Linked DNA regions of Mus musculus: all the other regions are linked to region 1. The links are chromatin loops, found by intact Hi-C in ENCODE. Cell type or tissue: left cerebral cortex. All regions are shown on one strand. Region 1 has its middle 180 kb from the start of Gm51970. Region 2 has its middle 41 kb from the start of 1700101O22Rik. Region 3 has its middle 120 kb from the start of Gm51970. Region 4 has its middle 360 kb from the start of Gm51970. Region 5 has its middle 78 kb from the start of Gm32631. Region 6 overlaps Gm9548 (a long non-coding RNA gene).

Region 1 (5,000 bases):
CCCCCCCCAAGAGCTTGTATCTCTAGCTGCAAAAGATGGCCTAGTAGGCCATCATTGGAAAGAGAGGCCCATTGGTCTTGCAACTTTATATGCCTCAGTACAGGAGAACACCAGGGCCAAGAAATGGGAGTGGGTGTGTAGGTGAGTTAGGGTAAGGGTATGGGGGACTTTTGGGGGTAGCATTAGAAATGTAAATGAAGAAAATACCTAATTAAAAAAATACTTGTTTTTCTTTAAATGAATGAATACTCATATGCAAGGGCTTCCAGAACTGAGAAGAAAGTAGGTTGGGTTGACCAAGTGCTTTGGGGAAGGCATCTTGGACTGTCATGTTAGTCATATCTTGGGACAAGTACAGATCACATTGTAAGCCTAATGTCTATAGAAATGGCTGTTTCATTCCCATAAATTATGCTGTTTTATTTCCAGGCCTCATTGGGATCTCCCATTTTCTTGATCTATGTTGATGTTGTCCTTGGCCAGGATTTGGTTGTAAAAATCTCCTTGTGGCTATTGGTCCAGTCTTGTTTTGTGAAGATGTTAGTATAAAAGCAAATAAAGGACTTGAGCCTGGGAGACCTGTGGAGGTAGCTCTTTTGTCATTGTTTCATCTTGGGGAGCAATCAGCAGATGCTGTGGGTTGAGAATTGTGTTATATATTCCTGGGCTGGCCTCTTAACAGTTGTATAAACTCGGTTAAGTTCTTTAACCTTTTTATTTTTCAAGGGGATGTGAAAATGAATGCATACTTTTCATTACCTTTTATAGCCTATGTGCAGAAACTGGGTAGACAGAGCTCAAGTCACATGCTCAGGATTATGGGACAAATGGCTGTGATGTGAGACCTGGGTCTGCTTGAGTCCAAATTCCATTTAGATTCAAATACAGAGTGTGCATCTCTCTTAAGCTGCTTCATTCACAACCTCAGATCCTTCATCTGTAAGTGAAAACAATGTACAGAAATGTTTGGGAGATAAAGCAATTAATAGAGATGATGTCAAATGTATAATAATGTGCAGACACATTTTATATAGTACATGTATTTGGGTTCCACTCTGCACAATGCAACCAGGAATACTGGACCTCAGTGCCCTTAGCTTAGTCCACCCTGCAGAGTCTGCCTCCCCTCTCGAACATGTCTCTCTCACAGCCTGTAGGCCAGTCTCTGCATATGCTGCTTTCCAGAACAATTTATCAGATGTTCTATTTCTATGTCTGGTCATCATTTCTTTGCCCCCCCCCCAAGGGATTTGGCTTCTAAGCCCATCTCTCACTATTAAAAGACAAATCCTTTCCAGAGTGGAAAGAGGAATGGACTCTAAGATCAGAGCAGATGAGCTTGCTAAGGAAGTGCTATGCATAGCCATGTAAGAAGCACAAGACATATTGAATGTGGCTTCCCTTCACGAGCAAAGCTGCCTCTCACTTCTGATATTTCATGGAAAGCTTCCTGGGACCCTGAATGTCAGCATCTCCCGTGGTCACATGTGAAGCCCCTCATCCCAACTGTTTCTCTGTAGAAAGGACCAGCCCACGCTCTTGTCACTTTGCAAGCTGTGCAAACATGTGTGGGTTTGAGGCAGCTCATTTTCGAGACAGCCCTTCATCTGTTCTCCTCTTGTGCAGACAGCAGGCAGGCCAAGTTCTGAACTGGCAAATCCATATGACAAGTAGGACTATTGGGGAGATGTGGTGTTTCCCAAAGCTGATCTTCTTGCAGACTCGACCCAGAAACATACCCCTTCTTTATATCAGAGAAGAGGCACCTTGCCAGGGGCTCTGACAAAGCACTCATGGCTGTGCCTGCCTCACACATCTCTTGCATTCAGCAGATGTTCCCTAAAAGTGGCTGCCAGGGCATTTCTGTAGCAGCGAAGGTGTTAAAGCTTCAAGGCCTCCAGAATATGTCTGTGCTGACAGATTGGGGAAAACATGTTAACGCGCTTATGGTGATGAGCATGTAAAAATAGGGCACAGATGTCTAATTTAAAAGACAGGAAAATTTCTTGGCATTTACATCTTATTAGTCATTACTATGTTTTTCTTGTATTTTATTCTCACGTTTAACTTTGGGTGTTCCTCTCATTTGCTTTGCCAACTGCAAGCTACCATCCCATAAACCAAACAGAAAACAACAACAACCAAAAAAAAAAAAAAAAAAAAAAAAAGTGATGCATTCCAAAAGACAGTAGCAAGTAATGAACTGGCCAGCGATCTTGCTTAGGATCTCATTTGGATTTCACAACTGCATTTAAATAAATGTGCAAGCACATTAGGCTGTCTTGACCTATTTCTGTGAAAAAGTAGTAGCTTAGATGCTTGAAGTATCTTAGGAGGAGGAAAAAAGGCTACTTTTTGAAAATTACCTCTAGGGGGCTTAAGAAATAACCTTGCTTTGGTTTAGTAGTTAAAATGTGGTATTAACATATATGATGATGTTAATGTGTTTGCTGGTTTTAAATGTTTTCGCCCATCCACATCCTGGGTATGAAAAGGCTGAGTGGAATAACAACTCAGTAGTGGCTCTAACATTATGTAAATGCTCCTTCTTACCATTAGCTTTTTACAAGTCCTCAATTGGGAGAGGATGGTGACTCACAGCGTAAATGGAGAAGGGAGGATTTTTAGTTCAAAAGACAGAAGGGCTTTGGAGTCTTCAAAATTCTGGAGCAGCTGGCTGTGCTCAAGTGCAAGAAGACGCAACAAAAGCAAAGGAAGAAACTGAAGTCAGATGCATGGATTTCCCCTTCCAAAACAGCAGGCTTCCTGAAGTAGAAAAAGGAAAGATACTGATGAATGTTGACAAGAAGCAGAACAGAAACAAGAAATCACCGCATGTTATGAACATCATCAAAGCATGTGCTAATTAAAGGCATAGCACTGAATGATGTTGTGACAAGGGCTTCCCTACTTCTGTGAGCTCTCAATGCAAAGGATCTTACAGGTCTGGGTGTATATAGATGCACACACACACACACACAAACACACACACACACACACACAAACATACTCTTACAGGTCTGAACAACTCTATTCAATTAAAAATGACACATAATGTGGCATAGACCAAATTAAATATTTAAAAAATTAATAATTTACATCTAACAAACTATAACTAGTTATGCAGCTAAATTCCACACTGATTGTACAGAAATGGGAAAGTAAAGGAGCCTCCAAAAGCTATAACGTCTTCACAAGCAAAATGTGAGTGGTAATGCCAACTTATGCAAATTTTACAGTATATAAGTGCTTGTCTGGTTCATTCTAAATGCTCAATAAATAATAGCCGCATTATTAGTTGTTGGATTTAAGATATAGTATCTTCAAAGGAAGTACAAAAACAGTAAATCAGAACTCTATATCTTATGCTTACTTATATAAACTATTCCATATATATATGCCAGTATTCAGCATTGCCCTTGATAGTTTATGACACTGGTGATGGACTCCAATCTGACAGACACTAGCCAAGGCAGAAATAGCTAGTATTGGAGTTTCCATGCTCCATTTCAGACAAGGATCGCTGACAGAGGTTGTAGGTTTTCTGAGCCTCTTGCTTCTGCTTGAGGAAATGAACTTCTACACAGAAGGTCACAGAAGTATTCATTATTCATTGTCTGTCACAGAAAATGTGTCCCTAAGTTCTTAGGACACTTGGCAGATGTGCCATCTCCATAGTAGGAAGTCCAAAAATCTTGAATTTGAATGAACAATTTCTTCAGCTAATTCTCACCTCTAGTGAGCTTCTTGGCATATACATCCTTCACATAACCAAAGTGTTTTTCTTTAGTTAACTTAGGGTATATAAAAAGTTAGCAGAGTTCCTGATTTATAGTATACACCCCATTGATGGTAGCTATTATTATCATTATGATCAGTATTAGTTTACCTATAGAAAATCAATTTCTAAAACACTTTGAAAACAATTATTAAAGTTAAAATCATTAATACAATTAGTATTTGCAGTATATAATTTTACTATAATTATCTTTGCCTCAATCCAAATACTGTTAATAACTCTCAGTTTCTTCAATCACCATTAATTTGAAGTTTATAGTAATCTATAGCACACTAGAGAGGGTCAGCCCTCCAGTATGTACTGCAGTTGAGATATTTATGTTATTATCATATTTTTCTATTCTGTTCAGATTCTCCTTCCTTGACATTAGTAAAACTTGATCATGAAAAGAAGCTAAGTAAAATAAACACCAAGCTGAAAATAGTGGCAGGTACCCACCCACAATCTGGGAACCCACAAGAATGATGCAGGAGGTGACTCAAGTGAGGCTATGCCAGTGCCTGGCAAATACAGAAGTGGATGTTCACAGTCATCTATAGGATGGAACACAGGGCCCCCAATGGAGGAGCTAGAGAAAATACCCAAGGAGCTGAAGGGGTCTGCAACCCCATAGGTGGAACAACATTATAAACTAACCAGTACCCCCAGAGTTCATGTCTCTAGCTGCATATGTAGCAGAAGATGGTCTAGTAGGCCATCATTGGGAAGAGAGGACCATTGGTCTTGCAAACAATATGCCCCAGTACAGGGTAAACACCAGGTCCAAGAAGTAGTAGTGGGTGGGTAGGGGAGCAGGGCATGGGAAGGTTATAGGGAAATCTCCAGATAGCATTTGTAATGTAAATAAAGAAAATATCTAATAAAATATAGAATTTTAATTAATTACTAAACTTTAGGAAAGAGAATCTGCTGACAGTGATTGAGGGACAGCCTTTTAACTTTTCACAATCCTTATCCTCAATCATATTTTTTTTCAGCCCTGGGTTCCTGGAGGCAGCCAACAAACTCATGTGGGTAACATTGGAGCACTTCAAAACTGCATGTGAAAGTTCCTTGAATTAATGCCTCTGTAAGTGCCTTATGAAAGGGCAGAACTTTAAATTCCACAAAGTTGATTTCACATGCTCCAATCAGTGACAGAAATTACAACAGGGCATTTACAGTCATTTGAAAAGAAGGAACCTGTATTAAATGTCTTTCC
Region 2 (5,000 bases), 780 kb before region 1:
GTCTGATGTCCTTTCTAAAACTCACACTTAAATTTACTCATCACTATAATGGAATGAAGAAGTAAGACTTTCAGGAAGAAACTTAGAACTTTCAGGCACCACCTTTATGAACTGATGAGTGCTATGATTGTAAGAGTGTGGGCTAGTTATAAGCATGAATTTTCTTTGCACATGAATTCTATTTCATCCTTTGACTGTTTTGTGCATGCTGTGTTTCCTTACTCTACTCTCATGTTTTCACACAATACAAATGGCCTTATCCTATAGATGGTGAAACTATGGTCTTAGACTCTGGCCTCTAGATGAAGACTCAAATAAATATGTATTATTTATAATTTACCCAGATTGTGTACCCTATTTTAATAGCAGAAAATTGCCTAAGTCAATGCAAATTCATTCAAAATAACATGTGCTCATATATCTAAAGAATACACATGCATAATGATTGATTATTAGATTATATCCTTATGGTGTCTTAAAAATGACAGTTCAAAAATACTTGCTGCAACATTTATCCTGAGATATAATTACCTACCTTAAGGTAACTCACATAAAGAATATTATTAGCATTAGCTTCAAGAAGTATAGCACTGTGACTCTGACATTTCACATGGAATAAGTCATAAAGTAATATTTCTTTTTCCTATTGTTCATATGTTCTATACACTTTATCTACACAGCAGTTGAGATGAAGCTACCCAGATTTCTAAGAAGGAAAATAGCCCCAGCAATGCTAGTTCCCTTCCTTTCTGATGAGACATGGGACAAGCCCCTGAACAGAAGAGACTGAAGTTAGTAAATGTAAATGTCTTAGTCTAGGCCACTGGAAGCAGCAGAATAGTGAGCAGCTTCTGTCTCTGAACACAGTGCAGAAACACTTCAGCCCAGTGGCTAAACTCCCAAAGTAACATAATATGTACATAGTAGATGCAAATTCAAATCTGCTTCAGTTCCCTGGACTCAATTTCCTTATGTGTGAAATCAGATAACTCTCTGGATTTTTGTAAAAATTTATATTATATGGCATAGTGCCATGTAGCAGAACAAACCCAATTGGTTTAAATTATACAGAAAGCCATTTACATTATATTGGTATTTTTGTAATAATGCTAGAAACTGAATTATCACTATATATTTATATATATTCTAAACATATACAAATACATATATATATAAAACATATATACACATGCATACATATGTAATGCCCACATATATACACACATATGTATACATACACACATGTATATAAATGTATACACACACATGTATATATATATGCACACATATGTATACACACACATATATACAAATACACACATATACTTGTGTGTCAAAATATATTTGTGCTTCTTTTTATTATATTACATCAATCAGAAAAATGTCATGGTTACAATGCCAGTGAAATATGTACAAGATGAACAGCTTCAACTCATGTCTGAGCACCATAGAGAAGGGCATATAAAAGTGCAAGCATATATTTAGACAAATATATTCAGATGCAGGTGCATGTGCATAAAAATTATCACTGTCTTTGGCAGCTTAGAAAATACCTGTAAAGTCTTTCCTTATAAGGTTTGTTGACTTATACAAACAGAATAATGACTGAAGAGAGATGTCCCTCATATTTCTTCCTGCCTGAGATTCTAAAGCATCTAGGCCATCTGAGTTCTCCTTTACATTTTGTCAGTTATATCAAAAGTGGCGTTGGTGGAAAAGCACTTACAGCAGGTCTGAGTGGGAGAGACATCAGCTGAGTTGCTATTCTAAGGTAGTGAACAGGATTCAGGGAACATCTTAAAGTTAGACAACTTGTTGTTGTTGTTGTTGTTGTTTTTAGCTCACTATATACTTTGGTTGTCCTGGCTGTAGTTCAGGCCAGCTTCAAATTCACAGAGATCTACCTGCCTCTGCTTGCTAAATTATAAGATTGAACTCAGGCACCAACATGATAACTTCTAGTTAAATCCAAAAACGAAATGGGATACAGAGAATTTAGCCCTGTTCTCTGTGACTCACCCTGCTGATTTATTCTTGTTTCTTTGGAGTATATATGAAGTCCCTGACTTTTGAAGTAGCTTATTTTAGGCTGCATATTCAGAACCTGTGTTTGTGAAGAACTTTTCCAACTGTGAAGTGTTGAAGGAGTTTGAGTTAAAGATGAACTTTTTGTTGGAGGATAAGGTAGGACAGAACCACTTGTGTCATGGGAAATTTTGCATTACTGTTCTAATTACTTTTCCTTGCTGAGATAAAACATTTTGACCAAAATGCAACTTGGGGAAGAAAGAGCTTACTTGGCTTACACTTTCAGGACACAGTTCATGATTAAGGGAAATGAGAGCAGCAAATCTGAAGTAGAAACCATGAAAGAAGCCTGTTATCTGGTCACTCTCTAGATCATATTTAGCTAGCTTCCTTATAGAGCCACAAATTTGTGTGTGTCCATTCCCATCAATCAACAATTGAGACCATCCCACACAGGTATTTTCATAGGCCAGTCTCATCAAGGCAATTTCTCAATTGAGGTTTTCCTCTCAGAAAACTATAACCTGTGTTAAGTTGACAGTTAAAGCCAACCAGAGAAACTGCTCTGTTCTATAGAGGTGGTGTTTCTCAATAATGAGCTGTTCTGCATCAAGAAAAGACTCAGCTCTGTTCTTACTCCACACTTCATAACTGAATTTCCCAATAAAGTAGGCATTTTCCACATGAACCATTCAGAAAATTTACATATTTCAAAAATCTATCATGGACAAGTTAAAAAATGTAATATTACTGACATACTGATTATATGTTGATATTCAAGAAGATAAAGTATTAAAATTTAATTTTATCTGGATTTGTATGTCTTTCAATGTGACCACCATAAAATCTAAACTTGCAGATATGACACACACTTTACTTATATTAATATAAGACTGCTGCCTAGATACTGCTCATTTAAAAAATATATGTAAGGCTCAAACATCTAAGGGGAAAGTCCTTAGATAACTAACTTGTTATTTCTTATTTATGGTGATTAGATAGAAGTGATTCAGTAGACTATAGAAAAAATGTGAAATTTGAGAAGGGAGAGAAAGGAGATAGGAAAGATATTAATAAAGTAACTAGCATGGAGGGCTGGAGAGATGGCTCGGCCATTAAAGAGTGGACTCACAACTGAAATATGGTATAGAATAGAAACTATTTTTTATTATTTGTAATATAGTCTTTGTAATAAAAAAGAGTAGAGACCAAGCAATTCAAGCTGTCTATTAATGATGGTGTGTTAAGATGTTGATGATGTTTGATGTATTTCAAAGTATTATTGGTGTAACTGGGCTGGAGAGCTTAACAATAGTTTTATGTATTATCAGTGAATACAGATAAAATGCCTTACTCCCATCCCAGCCAAAACCCAAATTGTAGGACACTAAATAGATTTAAGCAGCTAACTTATCACTATATCAGAAATCTAAGATGTTTTGTATCTCTTGAGTCACTGAGAGACCAGAGTAGTTTTGAATATTAGAATAAATCATCTCTAAGTTTTCAGTTTTCATATAATTTTCAATGTCTATGGTTGATGTTCCTTCAGCAGGATTGCATTCAGCACCACGGAGAGCTCATTCTCCCACAGGGCACTCAAATCATTTCTGCATCTCTCTCTCCCTCCCTCCCTCCCTCCCTCCCTTCCTCCCTCCCTCTCCCCCTCCCTTCCTCCCTCCCTCTCCCCCTCCCTCCCTCTCCCCCTCCCTCCCTCCCTCCCTCTCGCTCCCCCTCCCTCCCTCTCCCCCTCCCTCCCTTTCCCCCTTCCTCCCTCATCCCTCCCTCCCCCTTCCTCCCTCTGTCTCTCTCTCTCTCTTTCTCTCTCTCTCTCTCTCTCTCTCCAGAAACTGAAGCAGAGGAGAGATATCCCCATTCACACAGTCATGTCTTTTTCCCATTATACTTCTTTAATGCCATTACAGACAATTCAACTTTTTAAAATGTGTGTCTCAGTTTCCTTTTTGTTGCTTTTGTTGTTGTGATGAAACACTACGAAAAAGGCAATTTATAAAAGAACAATGTTTATTAGGGATGACCATTTCAGAAGGTTAGTTCAGTCCATGACCATGAGAGTGGGGTGTCTGGCAGCCAGTGCTTCAGTATTGTTCTGGAGCAAAGTCAAGATCTCACATCTTGACACAGCAACCATGAGGCAGAGAGAGCAATAACTTGAAATGATATGGGCTTTTGAAATCAAATCTCCAGAGACTCACCTCCTTTAGCAAGTCCCTACCTCCTAATTCTTCTCAAATAGTCACACCAACTGGGACAAAGCATTAAAACATATGAGTGTTTGGAGCCATTCTCATTGAAACTATCACAGGTAGACTTGTGATTTTGTATTTATGTTTCAAATGACCTACTTGTGAAGGTAAGGTGTGCAACGTAGGGAATAGTTTACCTAAAAAGAGTTCAAAGAGTTCATTTTGGGCTAATTTTTCACAAAAAGGCTTATAGAAATGAGTTTTGGGGTTTTTTTGTTTGTTTGTTTTGTTTTGATTTTTAAAGAAAGTGCTCTAATGAGAATGCAAATCTTGAGAATAATGCATAGAGAAAACAGTGGCCTCCCCAGAAGTGGACAAACTTCACACATTGCTGTCTGCTGCTCCATGCTCCTGATATATCATGGGAGAGTAGAGAAAGTGATCCTGTGAATTTCAGTATGTCTCCTTGATTCTATTTCCTCTAGCTGTATTTCATCTGCCTCTGGGGGTTTGGATCCTCAAAGTTGCTCAAGAGAAAGCATTGCCTTCTTTGTCATCTTCTAGTTAGGTCCTTCTGTCCCTGGGGCTGCCTTTAGGCCTCTAAGGAGAAACTATGTAGCTGTGATATGGAGCTTTACAAATATGCAAAACCTTGGTAATTTTATATACCACAGGAAGATACAAAAAATTCTGCAAGGCTGATTATGAAAAGTATGTCTTCCTATGCTCCAACTGCTGCCCAGGAGAACTTTGCCACAGTCTTAC
Region 3 (5,000 bases), 58 kb after region 1:
TCACCTGATACTTCTATACACAGTAAGGGAACAAATGTGAGAAAATCTCCTGCTGGAAAAAAAAAAAAAAGAAACTGAAAGGTTTGGCTTTGCTGTTTCAGATTATTAACCAGGATAGTTTCAACTCCCCAAAAGAATGAGGCAATGCATGAGCACTCACCCATGCTTATTGACGTTGTAGGCTTTAAGTGCCATGTGTATTAACGGAGCAGATTGACTACAAGATTGCAGGCTTCTCTTGCCTTGCACTTCATCACTCCAAACGATGTCATTCCCAATGCAGGGCTGACAGGCACTCATGCCATGCCTTGGTTCTATATCCCCAATCCATTAGTATTGGCTCAGGGTCAGCTTTTTTGAATACAAGATCAATTCTAATATAGTTACATTGACTTCTTTGTCTATGAGAGAGTAGATAGAAAGTTGAGCAAGATCAATAAATTCCAAACAACAAATAAGAAAATAATACTTGGAGTATATGAGCCAGTTAGCATGCATGGATTTCTCTGGGCTGGTCATTGATTTAAATATGGGTAGTTCAGAAATGATGAGTTTGTGTTCAGATCTGAAATCCAAGGTGAAATCAACCCCTCAAGCTGCATCTGGCTGAGAAGAAAATAAATGACAAAAGTCCTTGGCCTGGCCATTTACCCACAATCTTATGTTTTAGGAGAGCCTTAGAACCAGATTTTTTTTTTTTTGCCAAGTGTTTCCATTAAATTGTTTAATTTCATTTACCACAGAATATGTGATCCTTTTGACCTTTCATCCAGATTCCACAGTTTTACCACATTTACATTTAAAGGTCTGTTTATGCCTATGTGCTTATGTGTAGGTATATCATTAGCGCAGAAGACTTCAGAAGCCAGAAAGCGGCACTGGATCCCTGGAGTTATAGGTGGTTGTGAGTCATACAACTTGTGTAGTGACAATAGCACACAGATTTTCTGCATATACAGCTAGGACTTTGTGTTGAAACATCTCTCCAATTCCAGACTTCACAAGATGATACCCCTTTCCCCCAATAATATCATACATTTCTAATACTATCATAAATTTCCACTCTCCTGCTAAGATTCCACCTAACTCTATGCATACTCCAGATGACTTTTTCCATCTCTCAGACCCTGGAGGTTCTTCCATCTGCCCATATCATACACTGCTATCACTTAGCTGAAACTGGGGTATGATAACATTTGGTTTCCATGCAGAATTCTTTATTTGTGTTTGCTTCTTCCATAGTTAGGGGTCTTGAATGTCTAAAACTGAAATGCAGCATCAGCTCATGTCCCATTCACAAAGCATATTCTCTGACTACAATGACACGCTTAATCAAAGAAAACTTATTGTTATAGATGGAAGCTTGTGTTTAGGTCTCTTGCTTAGTCTGTATCTAACAAAGATAGCCAATCTCCATTCACATCCTTCTTTTTTGAGCTGAAACCCTGAGCCTAGCCATTTCTATGTTTCCTTTCTGTTATTCTACTATGTAGTCTAAATAGAGCTTCATATCGAAATGAATAGTTGCTTTTAAACAAACAAACAAACAACAACAACAAAGCAGTCTAGCTAAATAAGCTAATGAAATATTTGCTGAAAGATTTTAGCCAACAGATGCTCTTTTACTCGTCACGGTCTGTCTTCACATACTGGTGTATCCAATACTGGCGGCTTGTTCAGCAGTACCATTACATACATCCTAAATCAGTTTGCTGATGAGAAAATCACATGCTTATTCAATCTTGAAACACCTAACTTGAAAGTTTAGTGGAGATCATCATTATTAGAGAAGTAAACAATTTCGGCAAAGAAAACAAAAGTCTAATCCTTGTGCTTGCAGGTGAAAGTCATTTAAGTGGTGCTGAATCCTGGAAGGGTGATGCTGTTACTGAGCTAAATATTCTTTCTTGGCAACTCTGAATCCATGTCTCCCATGTTTTACAATGATTCAAGCACACGAGCCTGATTACAGTGGTTAGGCTCCATGCCCTTTGGCTTACTCACTCCAGCAGTAAGCAGTACTGGTAATATATTAGAGGATGGGAGAATAGAAGGATCAGTATTTCACTTCCCTTGCTTCCTTTCTGCCATCTGTGTTTTTACAACAGATACATTTTCCACCCAAAGCCTGCAACTTCCGTAGGTATCTGACCCTACAGCTATAATTCTCCAAAGAGTCTATTAGCCACTCTTTCGATGGTCCTTTCACACTTTAGCAGGGTATAGTGTTTTAGTGCCAGAGTTCTTTGTGATCCATTATTCATCTTCCTTAAGCCTACTCACAACTTTATAAAAGATTCCTTTTATTAAATTCCCACAAATGGCCCCTTTTGAATATGCCATGTTATTGTCTGTGTCTCTGATATTATAAAGGAGGAAATTAAGGCACAGCAGTATTGTGCCACTTATACAACCCAGACCATACATCTAGAGAGAGGCACAATGAGATCCAAATCCTAGCTGTCTGGCTCTACAATCTGCTCCTGACACTATACTCTGCTTCCTCAGGATCTGTGTGCCTCCAAATTTATCCAGACAACTGCCTTTTTAGCTTCAATATAGCCCTGAAATGTTTCTTTGCCAGATGAAGTCAATAGTAAGTGTGTCTTCCCTTGCCAGGAGAGAAAGATCACAAATCTATTTCAGAAAGGATGTGGGCAGAGTTAACCATGAGAAAGAAAAGGAACTTGTTAGGACAGGGTGTTCATATGATCATCTATGAACAGAGGGTCCATGTTTGGCATATCCACAGGAGAGACAGACAGGAAGGAATTTTTATAAAGGCAGACACAGCACTCATTTAAAAAAAGAAGGGGCCAGCCAGTAATAGAGTGGGTCAAAATCTCAACTGCAAACCTGAGTTTCAGGGAAGTCTTTGTCTGAGTGAAGCTGGATTTAACTCACGAAGGAACATGGAAAGCGAACTGTCACTGCTATTTGAAGTGACTAAGGAGACACCCCATGAAATTCTAGGAAAAAAAAATCATTCAAATCATTCAGTTAAATCAGTTAGATAAATTTCAAAACCTCCCCCTACAATCATTTCAATGCCACTGTGTTACATATCTAAACTAATTAGGCATTAATTGTTGTTGTCAGGAACCAGCACTTCAGATCAGCTCTGAACCCAGTAACATCACACATAGGCAGCAAGGATCAGCACACCTACTGCCATGGCAACTGGTCTACATTCCCAGAATCCACTTGGCTCACCTCCCACCTATATCTGCAAGTGTCACAATCCAAATAAAAGGCAGAACCCCTGACCTCTCTTTCTTTTTCCCTTGTCTTTGTTGCCACCTTTGCCCCCTCCCCCCACAATAAACCCCATGTGTATTGACCTGGTGTGGTCTGTATGCATGGAAGCTGCAATTGTAACACAACATTGGAGCACTAATGATGTGTTTATAAAAAGACAAAGAGATCTTCTATAGAGGTGTGGTGAGGTGTGGGGAAAGGGGGTGTCTCAGCCAAGGCATAGCTTCCCCCTGAGAGACAGGATGGTATAATATAGAGTTTACTCAGGGCATGAGGAAGGAGTTAAGAGGGTAGTAGAGGCAGAGAAAGGAAGAGATAGAGAGAGGGAGAGAGAGAGAGACTGAGAGAGAGAGACTGAGAGAGAGAGACTGAGAGAGAGAGAGAGAGTAGAAAAGTAGAGATCAGCCATGAGCAAGTGCAGAGAGAGGGGGGAAGGGAATGGGGAGAGAAGGGGGAATTCCGGGAAGCAGAGAAACAAGAGAACAAGAGAGCAAGAGAAAAACAAGAGAGGGAGTGGGGCAAGCAGCCCCTTTTATAGTGGGTCAGGCTCACCTGGCTATTGCCAGGTAACTGTGGGGTAGAGTTTAGACAGAATGCTAACATTAATCTACAGAGTTTTGCTAAAACCCACCACAGTTTGATTGTGTGTGTGTGTGTGTGTGTGTGTGTGTGTGTGTGTGTGTGTGTCCAAGAGAAGATCTTAGTATACTGCTCTGGCTCTCCTAGAACTCATTGTAGAGACCATCCTGGTCTCAAATTCATGGAGATGCCATTTGCCTCTGCCCCTTAAGCGCTGGGATTAAAGGTGTGTACCACAGTTGAAAGGTAGGTGACAGAAGCTCCATCTGTCAGATGGGGAAAGAAGGATCATATAGTGAACTTTATTTTCTTAAAATCTAAACTAAAGTGCTTAACTCAAGTGCAAGCATACATTTGCAGTGTATGCTGTATGTATGCCTGTCAGCCATAATTATATTCACAAATGTTGATTAAAGAGCAAGTTTGTAAGGGAGGCCACAGTAAAGAAACTACCAAGATGGCTACGCCATAGATGGGAAAATATTGTATTGTGGATAAGAGAGTGAGTACAGCCACGGATATCTCCGGAGTCAGCCATGGCTGGCCCTCAGGGACACAGACAGAAGAGGAATGGCAGGCAAGGAGAAGAGATGACTGGCAACTGCTGCTTTCTGAGAGAAGACAGAAAAAACTGGTGGGAGAGTTCTGCCCGTTATAATGGGTCATGTAGCTGCAGGAAGCAGGCGGTTGGCTGGCACAGCCTGGGAATGACTAAGGGACTCTGAAGTGTTGGGAGCTTGTTTGAGTTAAGAGAAGACTGGATGTTCTTTCTGGAGTTTGCAGAGGGGTTTGTAAAAACAGATAAGTCGAGCTTTTCCTGACATACAGAGCCTACTTTACAAGGTTTCTTAACAAAGCTGAGCATTCACTAGATCAGAGTACAACCTGGGCTAAGTCCAGGGTACAACCTGGGCTAAGTCCAGGGTACAACCTGGGCTAAGTCCAGACTGTCATCTTTGGGGATTGGGACCTGGCATATTTAAAATCCAGTTCCCTAGAAAAAATGAAAACATCTTGAGCTGTACTTACACTTTTTCCATTTTTGTTAACATGTCATTGTGATGGCATTTTTGAGGTTATAAAATTACAATAAAATAAACATTTTTCTATACGGTCCTTATAGCAATTACAGGTGAGATAAGAATGAAGTCTAAGCCAGGTAT
Region 4 (5,000 bases), 180 kb before region 1:
TTTTTATTATAGTGATAAAAAGTGACTCACATAATGATGCAATGTGTCACTTTACCAATTTCAGTAGCATTAGAGAAGTGCCAAATAAATGGGAGACCATTAAAGTCATATGCAGTTTATAAGTTAGGGGTCACTCCCTCTTACTCATTTGGGGCATACTATACATGAATGCACACAAAAACACACATGCACAGGAATGTACATGCACATCCACCCCCACAATTTTCTAGAAGAGTCCTTTGAATACAGTTAGGTATCTCCTAATAATGCCTACTCTATTTCAAGTACAAAAGCGTAGGTTCAGCAACTATCACATCCCATGAGGACCAAGAGTCACACATGCTGGATTCACAGCATTGTGACTACTGGAAATTGAGTTAGTGGTAGTCCAGTGAGTGAACAAAAATGGATGGTGAAGTAGAGAGATGAGTGTCCATTGTGGCAGGAGTCTTCTATAGCACTGGGCATCACATCCATCTATTCACTTCATTCTTCATGGTTTATAAAGGCTTTATGGAGGAACTATGGAGGCTCGACTGCCAAATGTATAGAAAACAAACAAGGAATATGCAAGGGCAAGAGTATGAGATACACGAGAAAGTGCCTCACTCACTAGAGTTAAGAACTGACCAGAGATCATGGTTACTGGGCTTAGAAAGCCATTGCTGAGCTGGGATTGTAAGCCTTTTGGGTGGTCTCAAGACAGTATCTGAGAACGGTGGATATCCCAAGAATGATTACAGATCAAATAGTAGATATCCTAAAAATTAGTACAGTTCAACACAAACAAAACTAATCAATTAATATAGTACAGTTAAGGGTACACAGCCAGGATATAATAAATTACTCTCAAAATGAATTTCAGCTTAATTGTATTTAAGATTTTCTTCAGATACCCATATGTTTTGTTTCAAAATTAGAAGACTGGAGTTATTGAAAAATCCATTCAAAATTATCTATAAGAATATTGTAGAAATGACTCGTAGTAGAAAATATGGAAGAAAATGACCTTAAATAACCTTATTTTTATAAATTTTATGCTGATGTTATTAAATGTCTTCTGCTCGTGTTTGAAAGTCAAATTAGAAAATAACACTATGAAAACAATAAATAATTTATAAAGTAGTTTTGGCTGAAAAAAAAAAACAAACAAAGAGAACGGTTATATGTATAAGATCATTGTGATAACTCAGATATTTATTTATTTATTTATTTATTTATTTTAGACAGGGTTTCTCTGTGCATTCCTGGCTGTCCTCAAACTCACTCTGTAGACCAGGCTGGCCTCGAACTCAGAAATCCACCTGCCTCTGCCTTCCAACTGCTGGGATTACAGGCATGTGCCATTACTGCCCGGGTTATTTATTTAAATTTTATATTGTCACTTATTGTTATCCTTAAGTAAAACTATTTTGTGTTTAATCAGAATAGCTGAGTACTGGATAAAGACATATTTCAGATTGGAAACAGATAATAACTAAGAATGTAATGAATAAGAGATGCGGTAACCCAGTCACAAAAGAAGCCACTAGTTATGCCCTCACTGATAAGTGGATATTAACCCAGAAACATAGAACACCCAAGATGCAATTGGCAAAACACAAGAGAATCAAGAAGAGGGAAGACCAATGGGTGGATACTTCATTCCTCCTTAGATTGGGAACAAAATACCCATGAAAGGAGTTACAGAGCAAAAGTTTGGAGCTAAGACGAAAGGATGGACTATCCAGAGACTACCCCACCTGGGGATCCATCCCATAGTCAGCCACCAAACCCAGACACTATTGTACAATGCCAGAAAGATTTTGCTGAAGGGACCCTGTTGTAGCTGTCTCATATGAGGCTGTGCCAGTGCCTGGCAAATACAGAAGTGGATGCTCACAGTCAGCTATTGGATGGAACACAGTGCTCCCAATGGAGAAGCTAGAGAAAGCACCCAAGGAGCTGAAGAGGTCTGCAACCCTATAGGTGGAACAACATTATGAACTAACCAGTACCCCCATAGCTCGTATCTCTAGCTGCATATGTAGCAGAAGATGGCCTAGTCGGCCATCACTGGGAAGAGAGGCCCCTTGGTCTTACAAACTTTATATGGCCCAATACAAGGGAATGCCAGGGCCAAGAAGAAGGAGTGGGTGGGTAGGGCAGCAGGGCAGAGGGTGAGAATACGGAACTTTCGGGATTGCATTTGAAATGTATATAAAGAAAATATCTTTTTTGTCATTTAATTATTTTTTATTATTAGGTATTTGTTTCATTTACATTTCCAATGCTATCCCAAATGTCCCCCACACCCTCCCACACCCACACCCACTCCCCCATCCACCCACTTGCACCTCTTGGCTCAAAAAAAAAAAAAGAATATATCTAAAAATTAATTAATTAATTAATTAAAAAAGAGATGAATATGGTTTCAGAATAAATATTTGAATGTACAAAAGAAATTAACTACCAAAATCTGTCTTTCATCTCCTTTTAAGATAACCAATGGCATAAGGGGAAATGTCTGATGTTGCAGGTATTAGGGAGGAAGGAGGATTGAGAGTTCAAAGCCAAAACTAGATCATGCTGCCTTTAATGAAAACATCAATGAGATAAAGGCAGGCAGATATCTGTGTATTTGAGGGCAGCTAATCTATATAGTAATGTCCAGGTTAGCAGATCTTTATGTTGATAGTCTATCTTAAAAGCAAACAAATAATAAAAGAGCTCAAGAAGAAAGAACTGCTCTATAGCAAGATTTGCACACACACAAAACAAAATAAAGCAACATTTTAATATCAACTCTCTCTCAATAAATTTCAGCCATATAAAGCAATGATTAGATGAAGGGAGCTAGGAATCATTGTTGTATTTATATTAGCACACTAGAGTGATGACTGTAACAAGCCTCCCCCCCCCCCCCCGGCATTGTCTATAATTGCAAATTTGAATTCTGTTTTAAGAATCATGCTTAAAGAGAATCAATGATTTGTGGGTAAGTGTAGTAAAAATTCAAATTCTCCCCTAGTGGAAAGCAGCTAGAATTGCAAACTCCTCCAGAGCATAGTGCCAGCAGGGTTTTCTGTTTAGGTTAAATATAAAGGTGTATTGCCCAAGATTAGACTATGTAAACTGGAAAGTATTTACTCCTGAAATCAGGATCATCTCTCCGGACAAATGATGGAAGAGTCTCTGAATGTCCAGTTGACACATGAGTCCCAGCCACAGGGTTAACATTCTTTTATCCATAAACCCTCAAATTCTGAAGACTCCTGAGACTTGCAAGGCCAAACATCCTAGATATTTTCAGAACTGAGACATTTCTCATTATGAGGATTCCTTCCTCATTAATAAAACATGGAACACATCAAAAGAAAGGAATGGATATGAATCATAAAACTACTTTTGTAACATGCCATTTTATAAAAGTATGCAAGCAGATGTACAGAGAAACACTTTGCCAAATTGTTACACAATAGTATCACAAAATATTTTTCTCAACGAGAAAATCTTAGGGCAATCAATCGTTGGAAATCCTGTTGGAATCCATGTGTTCAAACCTGTCTTCAGAAGCTGCTTAATATGTCAATAATTACTTGTGGGTCTAGTTAATGTCTGTGTTTGAATTCCTTTTTCTAAATTCACAAAAAAGTACAAGTACACCAGATGGCAGTGCATAAGATAAGAATAATGAATCACTTTTACTTAACAAACTACTATAACTTGGCTTAAGAAGGAAGTTTCCATTTTCTAGGATGTCTCTTCACATCTAAATATATGTATGTGAATGCGTGTCTGTGTGTGTTTGGGGGGAATGGGTGAATTCATTTGAATGTGTCTCTATGTATATGTGTATATATGGATGGATAAGCTTATGGGTATGTGTATGTATGTATGTGTAATTGTCTGTGTATAAGTGTATATGTGTGTGAAAGCACATATATGTATTTATGATGCTATATGGGTCTGTGCATTTTAGATTTAGTGATAATGTAACCATATCAAATTATGAAATGTCTACCTGAGGAACATGTCTTCTAATCATCCTTTATTCCAAGTACTTGAGCAAACCTAACCTTATAATCTCCTATTTAACAAAAATCAAAATAATCTCAGAAAGTTATCTTTTTTAGTGCTTTCCTGTAAAACCTGTCTTTCTGTCTGAAAAACTTCAATCTCATCTAAAATCATAAAAAAAAAAATAAGTTAACTCCCTACACTTCATGTTAAGCAAATTAACGCATCCTGTTCTGATGTTACTAGGAGACACAATTTCACAGCTAACTTCTTCATCTTGAGGACTTACAGAGAAGTCTAAAATTCATCAGTTAATTTGAGGATCTCTTTACTTTTCAAAAGATGCCTCTGCAGTGTTGACTGAAGCGGCTTTGTTCTTTTCTGCTTCTCTATAATTAAGTCTCCTTCATCAACCTTTTGGCAACTCAATGCTACATACATAATTTTCAATAATTTTACTCCACATACCTAACTTTTCCTACATTCTGAATATTCACTGTTTAATAATAAATTAAAAGTTTAAAATTTAAGTCATATTTTATTCAAAATTCAAAATAAATACCTTGTCTAGTGAATTAGTGGTTCCTAAAAGTACTGTGATAACCTTAGTTTCATACATCCGAGTTAACTAAAGTACTGAGTAGAATCCCTATATCTTAAAGGACTCAGAGATCACTTGTCTGTTGTTAATTAGAAGAACAGGATGAAGATATAACTTGGTTGTATAACTACCTTTGCATGCTTAGTACTATGGAGTCATAATAGAAGAAACAGTATGCCCATTTTGGAAGAAACAATAACTGGACATTTTGAAGTCACGGTGGCACTAGTCAGCATCCTATAAGCATTATATAAACACTGGCTGCAGCTGCTAAAGGCTCCTGACTTCTGCACCTAATTCATTTATTTGAAAGAACAGCAGGAAATGTCACCTGTCACCTTTGCAGGCATAGTGACTGCCATCTCTGCAATTGATCAGGCTCCATTTGTTTACATAATAT
Region 5 (5,000 bases), 430 kb after region 1:
CTTGAATATGGGGCCTGCTGTAAGAGTAGTTGACACACGAGTGGTTATGTCCTTAAAACGACCTCTTCTCTCCCAGCAACCTTCAAATACCTGTAGCTCCTTGGCTAAGAGGTGGCACTCATGTCCACCCCTCCCCATATGTGCACTGAGCTTCCTAATTAAGAAGCCTCAGTCTGACTGGCTAGCTCTCATGTGGTTGGAAGGTTCAATGCACACTAGAGGAGGAGAAAAGTAAGTGCTAGCCTAACCCAGATGCTAATACTGTGAGCTACAAAGTGACTGTCCTGGAAAGTTATGGTCCAATGGAGGCTGGATGCCATGGGAGTAACCAAACACTTTCCAATTGATAGAAGGCCCATTCCACAAGAAATAACCCATACCTGGTACTATATTATCATAATTATTATTTCATCTTTTTTTTACAGTCCTGTCATTATTTCCATCTTGATCTGCCTTCCAACTGTTTGTCATCCTATTCCTCCTCCCCTGACTCCCAGAGGATGTTTCATCTTCCCACCCCCACCCCACCAGACTTCCTTACTCCCCGGGGCCTCAAGTCTCTCGAGGGTTAGGTGCATCTGCTCTCACAGAGGACCCAGCAGTCCTTTGCTGTATACATGTCGGGGGCCTCATATCAGCTAGTGTATGCTGCCTGGTTGGTGTCTTACAAAATGGAGAAGAAACTGAGTGAAATAAGGTTCATACCTGGTACTATTAATAGGGCCAAAAACCTATGGCTAGGTAGGCCTTAGGCCCTAGAGGAGAAGTCCCTTCCAGGGACATAGTATTAAAATGACACCTAGGTTCTTGTTGCTATACCCATATATCAGTGTATCTCTTTGCTCTCATTAGAAAAGCTACTTCATTCATTTGATGACAAATAATACAAAGACCCACTAGGATGGGTCTTTGTGTAGACCCATCCTATATGGGATATCTGCATCAAACATCTCCCCAGAAAGCTTAGAAATCAAAATGAAAGAGAGGGTAGGAAGACTGTAAGTATAAATGATTACAAAGATAGACAATAGATAATAACAGTGTTATCCAGATGCAAAAGGGCAGGATAGACCCACATATGAACATACAGAGCTTGGGACAGACTGCACAAGACCTGGGCATCATCTCATGTATGCTGTTTTGTTTTTGTTTTTGTTGTTGTTGTTGTTTTTAACTGTTCTTCCAGTCCTTTGAATTTCCATTCCTATCACACAACCCAAAGCAAATCCAAGCCAGTAGTCAGGCAGATAGCATGGCTGAGTATCCACTGGGTCAAGCTTAAAGAACATAGGAAATCCTCTCTGTGCTGAGAAACTTCCCTTGTTTGCCCTAATTCAGAGCTTGGATGTTTGCATGAGAAATGCATTCTCATTTGGGATGAATCGATCTAAAGTCTTAAACATTGCATATGCCCCAGAAAACCTGTAAGTGTAATAAATATTGATAGCTTGTTGGGGGATTTTCTCAGTTTATGGTGATAGTATGACCAATGGTGATGGTGGGTGGAAGCTGCTACTAATAGCTTTGGAATGGCCCCCAAAAGGGTACTTGATGGGTTACAGAGATCAAAAAAAAGTCTCTACCTAACCAGAAACCTGGCATAAAATAGGAGGGTATATGTTGGACACTAGACTTGGCAAGATGAAGGTTATTGTAGATATTATTAAGAGCAATGTTGGGAATTAAAGGCCAGTGGAATGAATTGGCAGGGGGAAAGGACTTCTATTCTCATCCTGAAGTGATCTAATTGGACAGTGGATAACAGGGAATTTTTTATCAGTCTTCAGTCAGCATTGCCTATGTGTGCCTGGAATCTTTGTAACATACAAGAACATGGGAACATCCAAGTACTTTGATGAAGTATTGTGTTCCATGGCATGGACTGAAATAAAGTAGGATTAAATGGGTTAAAGGACAAACTAAAAAAAAAATTTAAAAGCACATTGAAGAAGTTTAACTATGAAGTGCAAATATAATGATTATTTTAAAAGCCCATCAATAGCAAATGTGTGTGCACTTCTAGACAAATGTGGCTTTTTCTAGTATCAATTAAAGTAATAAGTATAAAATGAATGAATATTTATTACATTTTATATGCAAAGTATTTATATACACAAACTCATTGAAGATTTACAATACCTCTGATGAAGACACTGTTACCCACACTTCACAGAAGAGATACTCACAGACAGAAAGGTTTTGACTAAACTCGTACAGAGAGTTGAGGGGAAAAATATGATTTTATTCCACAGACATTGCAAACTGTTCTTGTTTATGCCTTCTCTTGTGACATTTTTGTTTTTTCTTTCCAATTTAACATAGTAATAACATACTGTTGCCTACATACACACATGCCCATATCTCTATTTTACATACAGTGAAATTTCATAGCACTTATTGGTTATTTTAAACTTTTAATTAACATGAAATGCTAGTGTATATGGTACCAGGGGACATTTTGCTGTATTCAACATCAAGGAATGTTTCACAGTATGTAAATTATTTTTATGGTTGGGGTTGGAACACAGGACCTTTCCCATCCTAGACAAGCACTCTGAAAAGGAGCTGTATCTCTGGTCCCCATGACTACAAAACTCTTAAAACAAGACCTTCCTCCCCTTTGTCTCTTCAAGAGCTTATGCAGTGTCTGGTAGGTAACAACAAAGATAACTCGCTGAATCTCAGTCCCAATGGCAGTGGGCCAGACATCACAGAACTGCTTTGCACAGTGTAGGTGGTGTATTTAGTCATTTCTTTAAAGGATAGAAGCAAAAATATAGACAAGAATTGGCTGAGATGGGAGGAGAGAATTTGCTACAAAGAAAAACAGAGAGGGAAAAGCCAGTGGAGAGGCAGATATTTTTTTGGAAACATGAACCACTTTTTATTTTTTACTTTGCTGAATGTTTCTAAAATCCAGTCTAGGATTTAATGTAAATCTATTTGAAAGGAGTTGCTAAATTTTAACTGGAAATACTTCTTTGTGCTAAATAATCTTTATAGCATTCTAAATTATAGCCAAGTAGCAATATCATTACAGAGCTGTTTAGCCATAGCAGTTTATGTGGGAAGTCAGAAGAAGGCAATGATTTGCATCAATATATAATAAAGAACTTTTTAAAAAAATCATGGGTATCTTTATTTACTCAAAATACTTTTTATTTAGCCATTTTAATGCACTCAAGATTAAAGGGGGAAATGAAATGAACAAGAGGGAACTAAAATGTCCATGAAATGATAATAATAATATTTTCTAGTCTTGCAGCACTTTCTATGGGAGAAGGTCAAAGCACTTAGCAGCCATTAACACATGCAATTTCTGAGAAGGACCTGTGGGGTATGTAGGTGACAAACAGTTTGAATTCACCTTGTGAGAAATGAAAGTGTTAAGGGAAGTACTCCAGGAGACAAGCCAGTATTACATGGAAGTCCATTCCACACCCTTGAATGCTACTACCTCAGAATTTCTCCTGGGACCTGATGGACTTGAGAAAACTCCAAGACTCCACCCTTCTCAGCTTTTTTTCATGCCTTCCCCCACTTGCAGAGCAACTCTGACACAGCATCTAGAGCAAATGCATTTACCCAGAAAACTCACAGCATAAGAGTGCTTGAGCTAATATCATATTAATATCTATGGTTACAGTTGAATCTGAAATGTTCCCTACCACATCCTGTGATAAAGGGTTAGCCCAGAGCTATTGCAAACTCAGAAGTCCTACTGAGAAAGAGTGATTTTCTAAGTGCTGAATCTTGCTCTGACCTTACCACCCACCCCACTCCATCTGTGCCTCTGCTTTCTGTCTACCTGTACTCGAGAAAGTTTATTCCACCACATGCACCACCTGCTGATGCTTGACCTCATCACATACAAGGACAAATGCAATAGACCCATGTTTGCATGGACCTCTGCAAGAATGAGTCACACTTAATCTGAATAGTTGGCATTTCCACCATTTATAATCTGATGATCTCTTATAGCTCTTTAGAGACTAAAATGTTATCACACTGAGATTTACACGGAAAATCATTGCCTTTTTAAGAAAAGGTATAAATCAGGATAAGGACATGGTATCTAACATCAAAAAGGAAAGCAAGACCTTCAGAAATGCAGAAGTGGGAACTATTTCTAGAGGATATGAGTTCAATATAGTCTTAAAATTGAGTACCAGGTACAACTGTGGAAAGAAAGCAGGAAGTGTTACAGTTTAGGTATCTTATCCCGCCCCAAAGCATTTGTTGGATGAATGAATTAATAAATGACATTATGAGAAATAGAGAATGAATGGGGTAACCATTGGAGGCACTGTCAGCTCACAGAGAGAACAGTGTCTCCAAATCTCTTACTTAACAATGAGTTGGAAATGATGCTAAGAGACACTGGAGCAAAGACTAAATATTCTGACATTTTCATGTTAGCCCACTTGAATGTATTACTGGTATTCCAGAAAACACACCAGCTCTCAGGTGTCATCATACCAAATTACCTTTCTATTCCTCTGTAAAGCAATTAGAATCAGAACGGAGTGGATGCCCATCAGTGAAATCAAGGCTTACTCTCAAAGGCTTGGAAGCCAAGTGTGCCGTCTAGGCTTCATCCTCATAACCAATCCCATCTAGGATCCTACTAGAAGGGCAGGTTTGTGATCACTGGTGAGAAGTGCGCTCTCCACATGGCATCAACCCCGAGTGTCTAACACTATGCTGAGTAGGATCAAAAGGGAAAACTAATAAATTATCAACCCAATTCATTTTCCTTTCATGTGTGACAGAGTCCAACAAAAAGATGGACTTCTGATGCAGCCAATTCTTCCTTTCCAGTATTGGATTTATTTATTCTCATCTTAATTTTAGGACAGAAGGTAATTCCCTTGATTTTTTTTATAAATAGTATTTTTAATAAAGTGTATTTTATAAAGAACAAAATGCAAACTCTCAACTGCTGATCCACACATAACATTGATAAACCATTAAAATATTCTGTGGAGTAAAGAAAGTAT
Region 6 (5,000 bases), 880 kb after region 1:
TTCGTGGTCCAGATGGAGGCAGAGATGGTTGGTAGTAGTGAGGACAGGTGGTTTTCTGTTAGGATTGACACACCAGGATTAGATAAGCCTTTGTTCACAGCACCAATCCTTTGCCATGATGTGTCTGATTTTAATCATATGCAACTCCAACCACACATAAGCACAAGAAGATAAATAGAGGTTTCCCCGAAACGTTCATTCAGACAATAGGGTTAGCTTACAACACTTGCACCTAAAACCAGCTCAGGCTCCATAACATCACTGACTCTAATTCCAGCAGGTGTTTGGCCCCCATACAGGGAGCAGCGAGGGGGCCAATCAGGAGCTATGAAACTGACATAAAGGGTAGCTTGATTTGAACAGGAATCTGTGTAGTGCTGTGCAGGTAGGGGTATGGGTTGCAAGACTCCCTTGACATCTATCTACCACAAACCCCTCTAACAACCAGAAAATTACAGTTATAAAGTAGCAATGAAATAGTATTACTGTTGGAGGCTCGCCATAACATGAGGAACTGTAACAAAGAGTCACAGGCAACTACTTTGGGAAGCAATATGGGAATTGCTCAAAAACCTAAAAGTAAAGCTATCGTGTGACCACCTATATGACTAATGAACATGTGTCTGAAGAATTCTAAGACAACGTAACACAGAAACACTTGCACATTGATGTTTATTGCAGCACTATTTACAATAACCAAGATAAGGAACCAGCCAAGATGCCCGCCAAGAGCTGAAGAGATAAAGTAACTGTGGTATACACGTGCAAGGGAATTTTCATTCAACAGAAACGAAGAATGGAATTATGATGCTCATGGGGAAATGAATGGAACTATAGATCATTATGCTATGTGACGTAAGTCAGACTCATGGGACAAAAAAAGGCAGAAACAGATGTCTAAAGGAAAATAGGGATTAAAAAAGAGTAATGGAATATATAATAATGATCAGGATTCAGGTTACAACCCCTTTGGAGGTTCAACAACCCTTTCACGGGGGTCCCATATCAGATATCCTGAATATCAGATATTTATGTCATGATTTATAACAGTAGCAAAATTACAGTTATGAAGTAGCAATGAAATAATTTTATGGTTGGAGGTCACCACAACATGAAGAATTGTATTAAAGGGTCACAACATTAGAAAGGTTGTGAACCACTGACATAGAAGGTCAGGGTGAGGCCAAACTAGTATAGATTCCATCTCAACCTGCTTCTCAGAATAACTCATATGCCAGCAAATATACAAATCTAGAACTTGGATCCATGTATTTTAATCCAGAGCTAGAATTATTAGTTATAAAAATGTACTGCTGACAACTCAGTGCAGCTATGAATAAATGAACAAATAATAAGGTAGTATATTAGAAGTTATACGGTTTAAGGCTGGGTAAAACTGTACAGGTAACTCACAGAGCATCTAGTATGGACATAGGATACAATCATTTCCTTTGCAAAGGAGAAGCATGAAATAAAATAAGTAAGGCTTTCTGTTGAGAAAGGGAAAATGTCATAGTCACAGTGTAAGACACAGTGGTTCCTAAAAAACTAAACATAGACTTACCATATGAGTCAGTGATTCTACTCTTCAGGATGCACTTGCCCAAAACGGGGTTGGGCAGAGAGGAAGAGATGATACATAAGCATTCAGAGCAGCACAATAACCAGAAGGTAAAACTAGCTCAATGTCCATCCTCACATGAATGAATGAATGAATGAATGAATGAATGAATATATTGTAGTATATCCATATAATGGCATATTACTTTGCCAGTAAAAGAAAAATAGTCATTATATGATCTAATAAGACACCTGAATACCCCCTAACCATTTCTCTAAGTGAAACACATGAAACACAAAAAGCCACTGTATGTCTTGTAAATATACAGACTAGGTAAGTTCATAGAGAGAGTGGGGCATTCTTTTTGTTGCTAGGAGCCAAAAAAATGGAAAGTAGAGAGTATATACTAAATGTTTATTGTCAAGGATGATAACAATATTTATTATGGAACAGGGCAAAAGTAGTAGTTATATAACATTGCGAATGTTCTAAACATCACTAATCTATTTTTAATGGTTGAGCCCTGACTAATACATTTCACATGGTGGGAGTTTTGCCTCAGTTATAATAATAAATGGATTGTACAAGAAGAAGAATTACGAAGGATTACTAGCAGATGTGGAAGTCACCCTGGAGTTTAAACGACAGATGGGATTAGGTGGGAAGCAGGCTCTGGAGTACAAGGTAGAGACTGAGCTGCCTACAGGCTTAGGGAGAAGACAGAAGACGCTGATCTTGGTTGTCAGCTTGTCTGCACATGGAATCAACTAAGAGACACACTGCTGGGTGGGTCCTTGACAGTGCTCCCTGGAAAGAGTGACTGAGTTAGGACTAAGGATGACCATGCCCCAGGGGAGGCAGTAGCTCTGGCTATGGCCTAGATCTAATGAGGCCGGAGGGAAGAGCAGGGGATGATTTTAGCCTGTGAACTTCCACTCCTGGCTGTCTCCAAGGTTGTCTTCTCTGCTGATGCTCATCTTCCACACTTCACCTACATTAAGATCCAGACTTTTCGGCCTCTGTAAAACATGGACGAAAGAGCCGTGACCCCCTAATAAGCCCTGGGCTTCAGTGCCAGGCTGGAAGTACCCAGCAGGATGGACTGAGCGCTACTGAACTCTCTTCTGTGTTGAACTGCCTAGCTGGCATCCTGCAAGCCAATCTAAAAAGTTCCCTTTGTGATATATATTCATTCTATCAACTTCATCCCTTGGTAGAACGCTGACTAATGCATTTGCTTCCTTCACATTTTGCACAATTGGTCTCAGGATTACCTTGTTTTACCTCCTCCAAAACCTACACACAGCACTCAGTGACTGCAGAAATTAGCAAGGGCACTCTACATGTTTGCAGAAGGCTTTATATAAATTGTGTGAAAAGGGATACTTACTGAAGAGCAATGTGCTAATATCAGAAAAAACTGGGGCAGGTTCCAAATGACTCAGACAGCCACAAAGCACCCCAGATGACTCTGGATTTTGCAGTCAAATCTGGTTATCCATGCATCAGGTGGCCCAACCCAGTGCCAGAGGGCACTTACACCCGTCTTCCAGTCCACCACAACATGCCAGATACTGTTCCATTATCCCTCAGGACTTTATTCAGGACACAGGTCAAGGGCCTCAGCAAAACTACACCAGGGACCTTTGACCCTAGAGAAGGATATATATGAGGAGGATATAAAGATACACATCTTTTCTCAAGTCACCAACACTGTACAACTCCAGGGGCAGAGACGAGTTGAGTTGGCCTCCCTTCAGCAGCAGCCTGAGGCAGTGTCCTAGGACAAGGGAGGTCCCTGTTCAGCTGCTTTCTTGGGAAGGGTTTTGGGAGCACTCAGGAATTTAGAAAACTGCCCCCAGTGCTGCCCGTTTTCTAACTCTGAGCACAAGGTCTCTTCTGTAGGAGCCTCTCCAGATGACCTCGGATCACACCAAGGTCCCTGGATCCTTCCCACCAGCCTTCAGGACGAGTTGCAGCGGTGAAGAGGGGTAAAGAGACATTTTCTGCTCAGTAGAGAAACTGCTTTCAGCCCTGGTGGAGGGGTGGTAGGGGGTGGGCATCTAAGTGTGGAGAGGAAGGGACGGGACTGGGAGCTTTGGATAAAATCTATCAACCCAAGGACAAAGCCAGTCTAGTCTCCCTTGTTCTTTGTGAAAGAACAAAAACAGCAATAAGAGACTCCATCTCTTTTCTAGTCAAATGCATCACCTATGAAAGCCCTAAGATCTCTTCTCCACATCCTCCTTTCTAGCCCTCCCCATTTGCCGTTTCAGGTCACAGGAAGCCTTCCTTCCCACCTATACTACGCATGCCTTCCATTCTGTAGCGCTCACCCAGAAGGTACAGTACTTGCTATATTTATTGTGTATTGGCTCATTGACATTGTGCCTGCACATACAAAAGCTAGCAGGCCAGATACTGAGCCAGTATATTCACACTCATGCAATACCAACATCCAGAGCTTTGTTACCTCAAGATCAACCCAGACATGAATTAGAACTGTTGACATATATTGCACTTCTATTATACGCTAAGCAAAGTGATAGGCACTTTAACTATACTTGCCCCAAATTTTCTATCTACCCTGGAGAGTAAGTATTCCATTCTATGGGACAATTGGGGACCATCTGTGTGTCTCTGCTTGACTTCTCTCAAAGTCATGCATGCCAGTTAGTGTCTGCTGATATCATCCCACATCTCTACTGAATGGTTTTTTCTTTAATGCCATCTTTAATCTTGATGATACGTCTGACCATGTTGACACCTCTTCCATATTTGAACAGTTTCCTCTTAGCTCCTTTAATGTTAAACTCAGAGTCTTCCTCCTACCAAGTCACTCAGGCTGTGGTATTCCTGGCTTCCCAAAGACAAAAGAGGGGAGGGAGCTTTAAAGACTGGTGGATCATACCCCACCAGCATCTACTAACTGTAGCAAAGCAAAATATTTCATCTCTCACCACTTAGCTTCCTTCACATGGCTGTCATAAAACTCAAAGAATAAGCATACAGTATAATTTAGAGGCTGCCTACCACAAAAGTAAGTCCCCAGTTATGGCTAGCTGTTTGAATTATCATTTATTACTTGAGTTACACAGTATTATTGTACTACTTCTAAATTGTTAAGTTCCATTGAGCCATTTGCACTCCGTTTCTCATCTCACTCTTGCCTAAGGCAGCCTCATCCATCTCCCCTGACTTTGTGTCATCTATACATTGGCATCTCCAAATTCCTATCTCCCACCCAGATCTCATGTAAGCTGCAGGCTCATTTATCCAATCGCTTCCTTGACACATCCATTTGGATGCTTCGCAGGATCTCAATTGACATGTCTAAAAGGGAGTACTCCCCTTCCCCCGCCCCTCCTCATTCTTCTTTATCACACACAATGGCACTGTCCTCTGCTGCTGCTTAAGTAACAAATGCAGGCTCATCCTT

The links. A loop is a pair of places that touch in the nucleus more often than their neighbours do. Peaks named below come from ENCODE experiments on the same cell type or tissue, not always from the same donor. Only the 100,000 strongest peaks of a DNase experiment are listed, where the experiment ranks them.
Region 2: it touches region 1 in a loop (13-fold over the local background); 2 of 42 quality-filtered maps call a loop at or near these places.
Region 3: a loop joins it to region 1, with 9 times the contacts of the local background. A loop is called at or near these places in 3 of 42 quality-filtered maps.
Region 4: it touches region 1 in a loop (23-fold over the local background); 3 of 42 quality-filtered maps call a loop at or near these places.
Region 5: it touches region 1 in a loop (21-fold over the local background); 2 of 42 quality-filtered maps call a loop at or near these places.
Region 6: it touches region 1 in a loop (11-fold over the local background); 2 of 42 quality-filtered maps call a loop at or near these places.

What each region holds. Positions count from the first base shown.
Region 1 is chr12:6,635,740-6,640,739 of GRCm38, reverse strand. No RefSeq gene overlaps it. Among named protein-coding and RNA genes, the nearest start is that of Gm51970, 180 kb to the right of the region's middle. In left cerebral cortex, a CTCF peak has its summit at 2,358; DNase peaks (open chromatin) are centred at 880, 1,588, 1,810 and 2,632; H3K27ac peaks cover 3,353 bases.
Region 2 is chr12:7,419,080-7,424,079 of GRCm38, reverse strand. No RefSeq gene overlaps it. Among named protein-coding and RNA genes, the nearest start is that of 1700101O22Rik, 41 kb to the right of the region's middle. In left cerebral cortex, no CTCF peak of the experiment used is centred here; DNase peaks (open chromatin) are centred at 1,762, 2,018, 2,552, 4,938 and 1 more place; H3K27ac peaks cover 2,395 bases.
Region 3 is chr12:6,577,930-6,582,929 of GRCm38, reverse strand. No RefSeq gene overlaps it. Among named protein-coding and RNA genes, the nearest start is that of Gm51970, 120 kb to the right of the region's middle. In left cerebral cortex, no CTCF peak of the experiment used is centred here; DNase peaks (open chromatin) are centred at 2,589 and 4,533; H3K27ac peaks cover 1,700 bases.
Region 4 is chr12:6,814,724-6,819,723 of GRCm38, reverse strand. No RefSeq gene overlaps it. Among named protein-coding and RNA genes, the nearest start is that of Gm51970, 360 kb to the right of the region's middle. In left cerebral cortex, a CTCF peak has its summit at 3,027; DNase peaks (open chromatin) are centred at 3,486 and 4,890; H3K27ac peaks cover 534 bases.
Region 5 is chr12:6,209,205-6,214,204 of GRCm38, reverse strand. No RefSeq gene overlaps it. Among named protein-coding and RNA genes, the nearest start is that of Gm32631, 78 kb to the right of the region's middle. In left cerebral cortex, no CTCF peak of the experiment used is centred here; a DNase peak (open chromatin) is centred at 2,710; H3K27ac peaks cover 589 bases.
Region 6 is chr12:5,752,118-5,757,117 of GRCm38, reverse strand. All of the region lies in intron 2 of Gm9548 (a long non-coding RNA gene), which reads right to left. Among named protein-coding and RNA genes, the nearest start is that of Gm9548, 14 kb to the right of the region's middle. In left cerebral cortex, no CTCF peak of the experiment used is centred here; DNase peaks (open chromatin) are centred at 1,597 and 2,726.